Regions from separate parts of the Homo sapiens genome. Here region 1 is linked to region 2. Evidence: chromatin contacts called from ENCODE Hi-C or POLR2A ChIA-PET data. All regions are on one chromosome and are shown on one strand. Each heading gives the region's core, a stretch centred on a gene start or an enhancer-like site at or near the end of the contact. The rest is flanking DNA. Distances are from core to core; before and after follow the strand shown.

Evidence for each region. A loop is a pair of places that touch in the nucleus more often than their neighbours do. ChIA-PET counts read pairs that join two places held with the same protein, here RNA polymerase II (POLR2A). Pooled maps may share reads with other maps.
Region 1: a map of ascending aorta shows a loop between it and region 2 (5-fold over the local background). The contact joins two enhancer-like sites. A Hi-C loop is called at or near these places in 5 of 168 maps with a recorded cell type or tissue (aorta, ascending aorta, cardiac septum and 2 more) and 4 of 50 pooled maps. POLR2A ChIA-PET finds 5 or more read pairs at or near these places in 2 of 52 experiments (AG04450 and OCI-LY7).

What each region holds. Positions count from the first base shown.
Region 1 is chr2:71,879,440-71,884,711 of GRCh38, forward strand. No RefSeq gene overlaps it. Among named protein-coding and RNA genes, the nearest start is that of CYP26B1, 270 kb to the right of the region's middle. RefSeq lists an enhancer at 1,019-2,218. Within about 2 kb of position 1,537, at least 8 of the 41 ENCODE cell types and tissues checked have a DNase peak (open chromatin) inside an H3K27ac peak, as active enhancers do; they include ascending aorta, where a contact is called at or near this core.
Region 2 is chr2:71,829,301-71,834,233 of GRCh38, forward strand. No RefSeq gene overlaps it. Among named protein-coding and RNA genes, the nearest start is that of CYP26B1, 320 kb to the right of the region's middle. RefSeq lists an enhancer at 901-2,100. Within about 2 kb of position 2,116, at least 4 of the 41 ENCODE cell types and tissues checked have a DNase peak (open chromatin) inside an H3K27ac peak, as active enhancers do; they include ascending aorta, where a contact is called at or near this core.

The sequences.
Region 1 (5,272 bases), core at 287-2,786, 50 kb after region 2:
GAAGGGCTGCCGTCCAGCCTTTTCTCCAGGGCTAGCTGCTTTGTTTAACCAGCCTTTGGGCTCCTGGGCAGGTGGTCCCAGGGACTCTGCAGCTGCAGAGATGGCTCTGGGCTCCCACTACCCTTCTCCAGCTTGGCCTCATGCCAGGCAAGAGGCAGGAGCAGGTACCCTTCCTCCCTGCCGGGACCTACCCCACTGTGCCCTCCATCCCTTGTGTCCCTGGAGGCACAGCATGCCGGGAAGGCTGCTCCCTGCTGGCCCTGCTCACTGCCCCTGCTCACTGCCCCATGCTGGGGAGGGGGACGCGGCATCCTTTTCACATGGCAGCTCCACTGATGCCCACAGCAGCACATTCCAGGCCCCAGATCCTTCCAACCAGGACTGTTCCATTCACGAGTCACAGCTCCACAGCAGCCACGTCTCTGCCATGTTCTTGAAAAACAGAGAAGGAAAAAGAAATGTCACAATGACCACTGCACTCGCCATTCCAGGGCTTCTGAGGCCTTTGGTGAAAGCCAACTTGAATCCAAAGCTGGCAGGGGTGGCAGTGGGTGGGGCCAGAAAGGCGGCTGCTGATTGATTGTTGGCAGAAATCACGAGGTTTTACCGGAAGTCAGCCCCTCCCCTTCCTCCAGCTTCTTCCCTTCTGCCTTCTGGAGAGGTCAGGGATGCCTGGCGGACGGCCGTGGCTGCCCCTTCAAAGGTGCTTCCAGGATGCAGACCTGGAAAGGAGCTTAGGAATATGATGACTGTCTATCTGTAGCCCCAAGCCACGTCTGTGTGTGACAAGACCAAGGGTGGTTCAGGAGGCAAAGCATTTGAGAAGCAGATGGCTCTGGAAAATCTGGCCTGCAGGGCTGAGACACTTCCAGGCCATCAAGTCCAAACTCTTCTCTTATAGATGGTGAAAACTGAGTTCTGCCAGCACTGACCTGGGATTTCTGAACTCAGGGTGCTAGGAGCCCTATGGGTTATCCAGGCCTGCCCTTTAGTTTCCTTCCTCATGCTCCCTCTACATACATGTGTGCATACACACGTGCACACACGTGTACCCACACACACAGCTAATTCACTGACACCTCCCTGACTTTAAGATTGTGAGAGTGACATGAGACACATACATGGTGCATGCCTTACACTTACAGGGAGGCCATCACACCTGAATAGGTGCAGCGAACTCTGAGAGGTCTCAGCAGGGTGGAGACAGAACCTGACTGCACCAGGCCCCTCCTGACCTGGGGTTTTCTCGCTGAAGCAGAGAAGGTAGACTGCAGCCCTTTGGCTAGATATTGGGGAGACCAGGAATATGGATAAAATGAGAGAAGGTTTTGGGAACATCAGAGTGGCCCCAAAGAAGGGAATCCCTGAACCCAAACCAGCTGCCCAGCTACTGCTGGTAGCCCAGGTTCTGAGGCTGAGGAATGGGGAAGCCCCATCCCCACTCTTCAGCACCCAGTTGATTGGAAGAGGGAGGAAGCTGGCAGCTGGGGAAAGGTCTTGGGCCAAACATTTTTCCACTGGTGAATCAGAGGACAGCAGTAACAGGAGCCAGGCTGGCCTGACCCCAGCCACCTCTGTGAGTCATAGCTGAGGTCCCTGTGCTAATCTTAACCCCTCAGAGAGGACTTGTTGGGACTTGCCACCAAATCTTGACCACCAAAATAGTCTTGGAGCTGACGTGGCCCTGGAAAGCCCTGGCCCATCACAGAAGGGGTCAGAGAATGGAGCCAGGGTAGAGAGGGCTGGTCTGGGAGTTAGGCTGTGCCCCAGCTCTCCCGTGACCTTGAGCAACTCACAGTGAAGTGTTAGCAAGATGGGCTCCCAGGTCCCTTCCAGACATTCTCCCAGACCAGAGCCAAACTGGGTCTGAGAAGGAAGGAACCAGGACCTGAGGCAGCAGAAGGTTTTCAGGCCAGGTCTGGCCCTGCCCTCATCACAGTTGCTCACCAAGGTCCTCGCCTTTTACAGTGCACAGCTAGTGACAGCAACCTTGGTTCTGGGGCCAGCTGCATCCAAAATTTGTTCTGGGATTTTTGACAAGTTGCTTCACAAATCTCCTTTCTACAGGGAAGGCAGTACAGCTAGTGGTTTAAGGCACTGGACTTTGAAGTCAGACTAACCCAGGTGAGAATCACTTAGTCGCTGGGTGTCCTGGGGCAAGTCATTTAAATGTTCAGCAAATTTCAGCTGCTATCATTACCAGCTAGTATGTCTGGTCCTCAATTATGTCCTTCTATAAAAAAAAGAGGATAGCAAGAATGATTTCTAAGTCCCTTTCTCTAGCTGTCCTTTTCTCTAATCAGGTCCTTGACCCTGCACAATCAATTCAGGGACTGGGACCTTGTGGCAAATGAGAGAACAATGAGTTGAGGAAACATCTCTGGGACTACAGAAAAGGGATTTAAGATGCAACACAGGGACTGTGGTGAAACAGAGGTGAGCTCTGGAAAGGCTTGGTGCAGGAGCAGGAGCCAGGCCAAGTTCTGAAGCTCAGTGCAGGGGGCTGAGGCTCGGGTCTGGGAGACTGGAACCTGAGCCCTGATGGCTGGGAGGAAGCCTTCTCCCCAGCTCAGGCTGAGCCTCAGGTTTCCACTGCATTCTGAGCAGAAGAATCTTTCTTTTCACATCATTTCCCCAGATAATCTTTTCATCATGGTCTGAATGACCATTGTGTCAAATTATCTTAAAAGATTATTGAAAATGTTGCACCCCCTCCTTTTCTTCTAGTGTGCTGGTGTGCATGCATGTGTGTGTGTGTCTGTGTGTGTGAGAGAGAGAGAGAGACAGAGAGAGAGAATGGGGGGAAATTGAGCAAGAGAAAGAACAAGAGAGATGCAACTGTGAGTATCCATTGGTGTCCTGTTAGGGCCATATGAACAGACAGATAGGTACATCCTTACTGTCTCCCAGGGATGCTGAAGCCATGGCCGGATGCTAAGGTGAGAAGGTGGGGGCCTAGAAAGGTTGGACCTACAGCACCAAACTCTTGCACAGGCCAGAAAGAGGCCCTGCTTTCTTCATGCCCAACACTAGGACCTGTCTCCCAGAAGGTCCTAGAGCCCCAGAGACAACAGAAGCCTTCTTCTCCCGGTGGGAATGAGTGTGGGGACCTCACCCTCCAGGGAGCTTGGATGGGGCCAGGGTGAGGGCAGAAAGGATGGAGGTGACCCCTCTTGGGAAGGTAAGACCATATGTGAGCCTAAAAGGAAGATGGGTCCTGGGAGGGGTGTGGTGCTGAGTCTGGAGCACCTCACGCGGGTGGGCCTGTTAGACTTCCTCCTCCCAGTCAGGAGAGTCCAGGAGCACTCAGACGTCCTGGGTGCCTGGCAGGGGAGACAAGTCCAATGGATCTGGGATGCAGGGTGCTGGTGGCACAGTGAAGACACAATGGACATTGTTTATAGTGTTGCCAAAGGCTGGAGACTGCAGAGGCCGCTAAGGAGTGGAGAGTGGAGGAGAAAACTACAATTAAATGGCAACCCCAGCGCCGTCTCAATTCCTGCCCTGATAGGGAGGAGAGGGCAGAGCTAATATGGAAAGGGTAGGAAGGGACAGGGCAATCCCTTGACAGAGAGAGCTTTGACTCAGGGGTCAAGGGAACAGCTGTGGAAGCCTCGGGCACATCTGGCTGGGGCTGGGCTGGAAGAGGGTGAGCCTGTGGCTGGCAGGGAGCCAGGGATGTGGTAGAGACAGATAGGGCCTGTGTTTACTGTCCAGCTGAGGTGTTGCAACAGGAAGCTGGCTGGGGGTGGCAGGGAGGAGGCTGCTCAGGCGGAAACTATTTATCTGAAACAGAAGGAACAGCTGGGGAGGGAGGCCAGGCGCAGCAGCCAGCTTTCCAAGGCCACGCAGGATGCCCGTGCCATGGCAGCGAGCCACCCTATCTCCTGCCCAGCCTGCCTGCCTCGCTGCACATCCAGCCCTGCTGTCCTTGTCCAGAGCAGAGCCAGCTGACCAGTCGTCCCCATTCCTAGTCCCCAGCTGGGGCTGTGCTTCCCAGTGGGATGCCCCACCAGACTGCAGGTTTGGCCTGTGGCTGACTACGCTGTGAGGATCCACCATGTGCCAGGCATTGTGAGATAGGTGTGCGTGTTCTCCAGTTTCCAAAGGTGAAAACAGAGGGCATAAGGGATTTGTCCAGGACCACACAAGAAGTTAGCATTGTGGAAGAAACTGCAACCCAAGTCTGTCATATTTACAGAATCGCTCAGGTGTTCCTGCACACGTGGAGGTGGGCTGTGGGCCTGCCCTTGGCCCTGTGGGACTCACCTTCATCCAGCTCACAGCCCACCACCTGAGAAATCAGCAGACCCCACAAACACCCCCTCCCACCAGGAAATGATCCCTCTCCTAAGTCTCTGCACCCACAGCTGGGCACATGGGAACAACAGCAGCCTCTGAGCAAAGATTTCCTATCACAACCAGGTAAGAGGACCCAGTCTGGCAGAAATCTCCTGGAACTCTCCCTCACCTCTACGGAGGGATCTCCAGAATGATTTGGAAGCCTAGGAAAACCGTGAATGCTGACTTCCCTCCTGAAGGAGGCCCGGAGAAGGTGGGAGCATAAAGGAGCAAAGTGGCCCCCTCTTAGGAAGACCTCTGGATTTCCGTCCAGTTTTGAGACAGTGAAGAAGAGGCAGGGGGAGCCCTACCAAAGCAGGACAGGCTTCACCTCATCCCCACTTTAATACCCATCACGGAATGGAGGCTCCAGCCCCACATTCAGTTGATTCTCAGGGAATGTCATTTCCCACCTGGAGGGATGTTGCATTGCCCATCTCACTTTGTGCCCCAGCTGACACTGGGACCTACCTCCTCCAGGTCAGGGTCTTCGCCTCCTACCTCTCTGTATCCATTCATGGAAGGGGGATGAAATCAACAAGAATGGAACATCTAGTATGTGTCCCTTCATGGGCCAAGCACTGTCACTTTCAGTCCTTGCACACTCCTATGAAGCAAATGTGGCCACCTCCAGTTTTCAGATGAAGAAACTGAATCTCAGAGACAAAGGGACTGGCTCAAGTTCAAATAATGAGTCAGCAGCTGGCTTAATTTCAATGGTTGCGTACTGCACACATATTTCATGTCTGTGTGTTGGTAAAGATAAGTGAAGTTATGCCACATAACAAATAGTCCCTACATCTTAACAACAAAGGTTTATCTTCCTCTCACTGAAAATCTGCAGCAGTACTCTTCAGGGCAAGTATCTTTCAAACTTGTTTGGGGCTGGCTTAATCTGGGGCTTTGTCATCTCATCAGAAGACTTCTCATT
Region 2 (4,933 bases), core at 866-3,365:
CAACGCCTGGGATCATGTCGGCTTCTCTCCTGCACACAAGGTTGTAAGTATCAAACTAAATTCTGGCCATAAAGTTGCTTCAAGTGAGGAGTCTCATTCTACATTGAGGAAACTGAGGCCGCAGAGGAGGAAGGATTTCTTTAGGAGCAGAGATGGAATTGTAGGTCTCCTATCTCTTAGCCTTTCCTTTCCACCTTAATCCACTGCCTTGTGGGCAGAATTTCACAGAATGTACAGGATATGGGGGGAGTGTGACCTTGAGAACGGCATATTCAGCATCTTCACTGAATTACTGCTGCCCTGGCTTCTTGTTGGGACTCCAGGGAGGTTTGGGGCCTGAATCTGGCTGCTCACCTCCCTTCCTTCCAGGTTTCCTGCCAAGGGAATCACAGCATAAGGATAAAATCCAAAAGGGAAACACAGTAGTAGCTCAATCTCTGATGAGTGCCCAGTATCTCCCTGAAGCAGGACTTCTCTGATAAGCTGGGCTGGCCCCAGAGACCCTTTCCTGGAAGCCCAAGGGATGTTTCCTGTCCCCAAGTCCCTAACATCCACGTCTCCACCTAGCTATAGGCTGGAAATGTCCCATCCACCTACCCACAGGCAAACAGAGAAAGACATGGCTGCTTTTGTGTCTGGGAGGTGTGACACAGCACAGTAAGCGAGAGTGGGCAGGAAGGTGGTCGTGCCTGCCTGGGAAGGCTGAGTCCCAGGAAGTGAGAGGGAAAGGAAGGTGGTATCTGAGTGAGCCCACTCTCAGAAAGCCTGGTCAAGGGAGCATTCTGCTCTGACTAGAGCAACGCGTTTCTCAAGGACCAGATAGGAGGAAGATGAGGAGGAGGTTCATGATCATTCCCCCTGCCATGCCCAAGGTTGGAGAGAAGCTAGGAGGACTTCCCTCCCTTTGTGAGTCAAGCTGAGCTGTAGAGGTAAGCATCCTGGCTCTTCTCCAGAATATTGAAAGATTTAATGTTTACTATTCTGACCATAATCTGTAGTTACTTTGTTAAAACTGAGATAGACTGATGTCTTTGTGAGCCACTGTACTGTTTGTATGTTATAATTACACACTAAATTGTGCTATAGAAAGTCTACATATTTATTCCTCATTTCCATTTTTCTGCCCGAAGTTTTAGATTTAAAAACTAATTTTCTTCTCTCACCCTCCCTCCATCTCTCCCTTCCTTCCTTCTATCGACCTGCAACTTTTAGAGACCTGCTAGGGGTCAGATTGTTTGCTTACGCCCAGGGCTTTTGTAGTTCAGAGGCTCCCACATTCAGAGTGAGACAGCTGGACTGAGGCAGTGAGAAGGAGAGGGCCCTGGGGGAAGAGCAAAGGTACAGTTGTATAGGAATGGTCAGCCATGAGACACACCCTTGACTCCACGTGTCCTCATTCCTGCCACTAAAGAATAAAAATCCCAGTCAGTTACAACGGCAGCAATCGAAATCCAGCTTCTGATGTGAGATCTCACCAGGGCCCCCAGAGGTTCAACCAAAGGGAGGAGGCACAGGGCAAAGCCCAGGCAGAGATTCCTCACGCTCCTCCCCCGACTGCCATTAAGAAGATTCTTTTATAAGAAGATCAATCTAACCTTCAGAAATTGAGGGAAAGATAGACCATCCAGTGGCACATTGTGTGATTCAGGTTCTTAGTCAAAAGGAGCTTAGAAGCCTGGGAGCCTCCCCAGAAGAGGTCAGAGGTGATCTGTGAGATGAATATGAGTCCTGAACAAGCTGAGGATAAACCACGAGGAGAAGAGAGAGTGCTTCGGGGAGGGGAGAATGCAGACAAAGTTTGGGAGGTAGGAAGGAGCCCAGCCTGCTCTGGAGATGGAGAGGAGCCAGGCCTGGGTAGAAGGCAGGTGTGTAAGCCCCGAGGAGAGAGTGATGGATAGGCTGGTGAGGAAACAGCAGATTTCAGGGGCCTGCATCAGATGCATTTGTAGGACACTCTCTTGGAATTTTTCTGGAGAGGTAGGGAATCTGGGTCTGCGTGTATTTTTAGCCTGTCTTTTCTGCCCTCTTCTGAGCAATGATTCTAAGAGCTTTCAGCCTGAGGTCATCTGTTTTCCTAGTGCCTGTTCCAGGGAAGCAGATGCCAGCACCACTACCTCACACAGAGGCTGCTGCCGCCCCAGCGCTGACCCCAGGAGAGCGACGTGTCCACTGCACCACGGGAGCAGGCTGTAGGAGGCTGCCCCATGGGAGGCTCCACAGTCCCGAGCTCTGCCAGAATGTCACCCTTCTGTTCTGGCATGACCCTAGAGGAGAGTTTCTTTGAGGTCCATGGGAAGCCCCAGATGCCTGTCCCCATTTCCTTCAGGGCCAATATGGGCACCCCTCAGGCTGGAAGGCTGTGGAAGGACGCGGGTTGTGGGATCCAGCCCTCAGGATTGCAAATGTCTGCCTCAACCTTGTTTCCCGGGAATTCTGCCCTTCCTGTCTGTCTTGTTACCTTCCAGCTCCCTGCCTCTCCATCGCCATTTCCTACCTCTCTGCCAGCAAAGCAGGGGCAGGTTATTTTCTAAGACTCTGCTTTCTCCATTTAGGAATCTATAGTGCACACAACGGCTCCTAGAGGAGAGTTCATTTGCTCCCTCGCTACAACCCAGTCTAAAGCTTCTTTTCTGTGCTCTAGGTTCATGTTTTCAAGTCCTCAGTGGACATGACTACTGGAGAATCATGACCCAAAACAATTCACAGTCTTCCCTCCAGAATGTAACTCCTTTCGGCCATCTTGTTTATGTCAGGGATGCCTCCAGTCTCCTCCCAGGCTGAGCCCCTGGGACATGGCTCCTCTTCTTTACCTCCCACATCCAGTTAGGCAGCAAAATGGGTCCATCCTTTCTCAGCACCACTTTTCCATTTCTGCCACATCTACCATTTCAATCCCAGCTCTCCTTGTTGCTTGGCAGGATGACCCCCACAGCCCCCAAGTGGTACCTTCCCTGAAACCCCTTCTTACCCTGCCCCTCTGCAATGCCACTGCCACCCCTTCACAAGTCTTCTGTTACCTCTTTTCTTGTCTCATCAAATCTCAAGTCTTTGCTCTGGCTGCAAGGTCTTTACCTGGTTCCCCGCTTCTGCCCAGCTTTAGCTTCTCTTCCCCTCCTCCTCTCTTCCACTCCTGTCATTCTGAGTCGCTCACCATCCCTGAAACATATCTAGCTTATTCCCCTTAGGGGATCTCTGTCCTGTGGATCCCCCACCTTCCTCCCTTCTCTCCACTGTATGTCAGATCCCTAGCAAGGATTTAATTAGCCAAAGGCAAACTCAAATTTCCTTCTCAAAGTTTACAAACATTCCTGCCTGGAACTGTCCTCAGATACAGCTTCTAAGTCACAGAAGAAAATTCTTCTCATTGCTAAAATATTTTAGCCATTATTTTTATTTTTGCCAGAGTGGTATTACTCAGTTTGGTGACCCAGGCTTATTAATATGATTCTGCTGAAAAACATAGAACAAGACATGAGCAGACATGGAAGAGATTTGTTGGGGGAAATGGCTGTGAGGAATAAAAGAGAAGGAGCTAGAGAAGGGGAGCACAGCCTTCAGATGGCACTGCATGTTGGACTCCTATGGAGGAGAGAAGGAAGAAAGAAGGGCTGGGGAGGAAGAGTCTGAGACTGCAGTGCAGTTCTAAGAAAATTTCATCCATGATGTGGAGTCGGACGGGGAGTGCCTGAGCCAGTCACCTCGCTGTGGTTGGTCACTGGCCAGAGTAGCCCTTGGGAAGCAGGGCCTTGGCACAAGTGATATGGCAGATCTATAAGGACAGCAGCAGGAGCCACCTGTCCATCTGCTCATCACAGCAGGAGTTCCAACAGGGCATTCTCATGGCAGCCACACAACACTTGGTTTCTGCTGCTGAATGAAGATTTGAATGAGGACGCAAACTCCAAATCATTCCAAGGTTGAAGAATTAAATCCAAAAATATGTATTCCTAAAGAGAATTCCCTGAGAGAAGGCAATTTATCTTCATTATCACATCAAGGCTGTGTCACCATCATTACCGCCATCTCCACCATCATCATACTATAACCACCTTAACCATCATCATTACCATCATCATCACCGTATCATCGCCATTCCTCCCATAATCACCACTATCACCTAACCACATCATCACCACTACCATGACCACTATTATTGCCATCAACACTACCACCACCAGCAGGATCATCACCATCATCACCACCACCATTACCACCATCATCGCCATTACCATTGCCATTTCCACCACCATCACCACCAATATTATCATCACTATTTCCATCATCATCATCATCATCACCACCACCATCACCATCATGACCACTACCATTATCATCAGCCACCAGTACTATCACCATTATTACCACCATTATCATTATGAAGTCAGAGAGTATGGTATGGAGAAAAAGAATCTGATTGCAAGGCTTAACACCTGGGCTTTGATCCCATCTCTGCTGCTGATTTGCTGTGTGGCATTGGACAATTCTCTCCATCTCTGTGAATCTTCATTTTATTTTTCTGTTTAGCAAATAATTACAGTGCATCTGCTGAGCCAGGCTCTCCTATCTGGAGGAGTGAGTAGGCCTACTGTAAGTCTGACCAGCTGCCAACTCTGAGGCCAAACAATCAATGGCATTGCATGACATTGACCACACCTAAGGTTTTATGAAAACAGTGGTCATGGTAGCTGCACAACGGGATGTGACCTTGCCCTGTTTAGAATACCCAAGGGCAATAAAAGCAATTTTATATCTTTTCCAGTTCCTGTGGGGAGCAATAAATGCATCACTAAACTCAAAGACCTCAGGAATGAGGAGAAAATTCACTGGAGAACTTGGGCTCAAGCTTTAGCTCATACCTATTAAGGCCTAGGTAGGGTAAGGCCTCCCACACTGGTCGCATGACATATTGTGGCCGAGCTAGGCTGTTGATTCT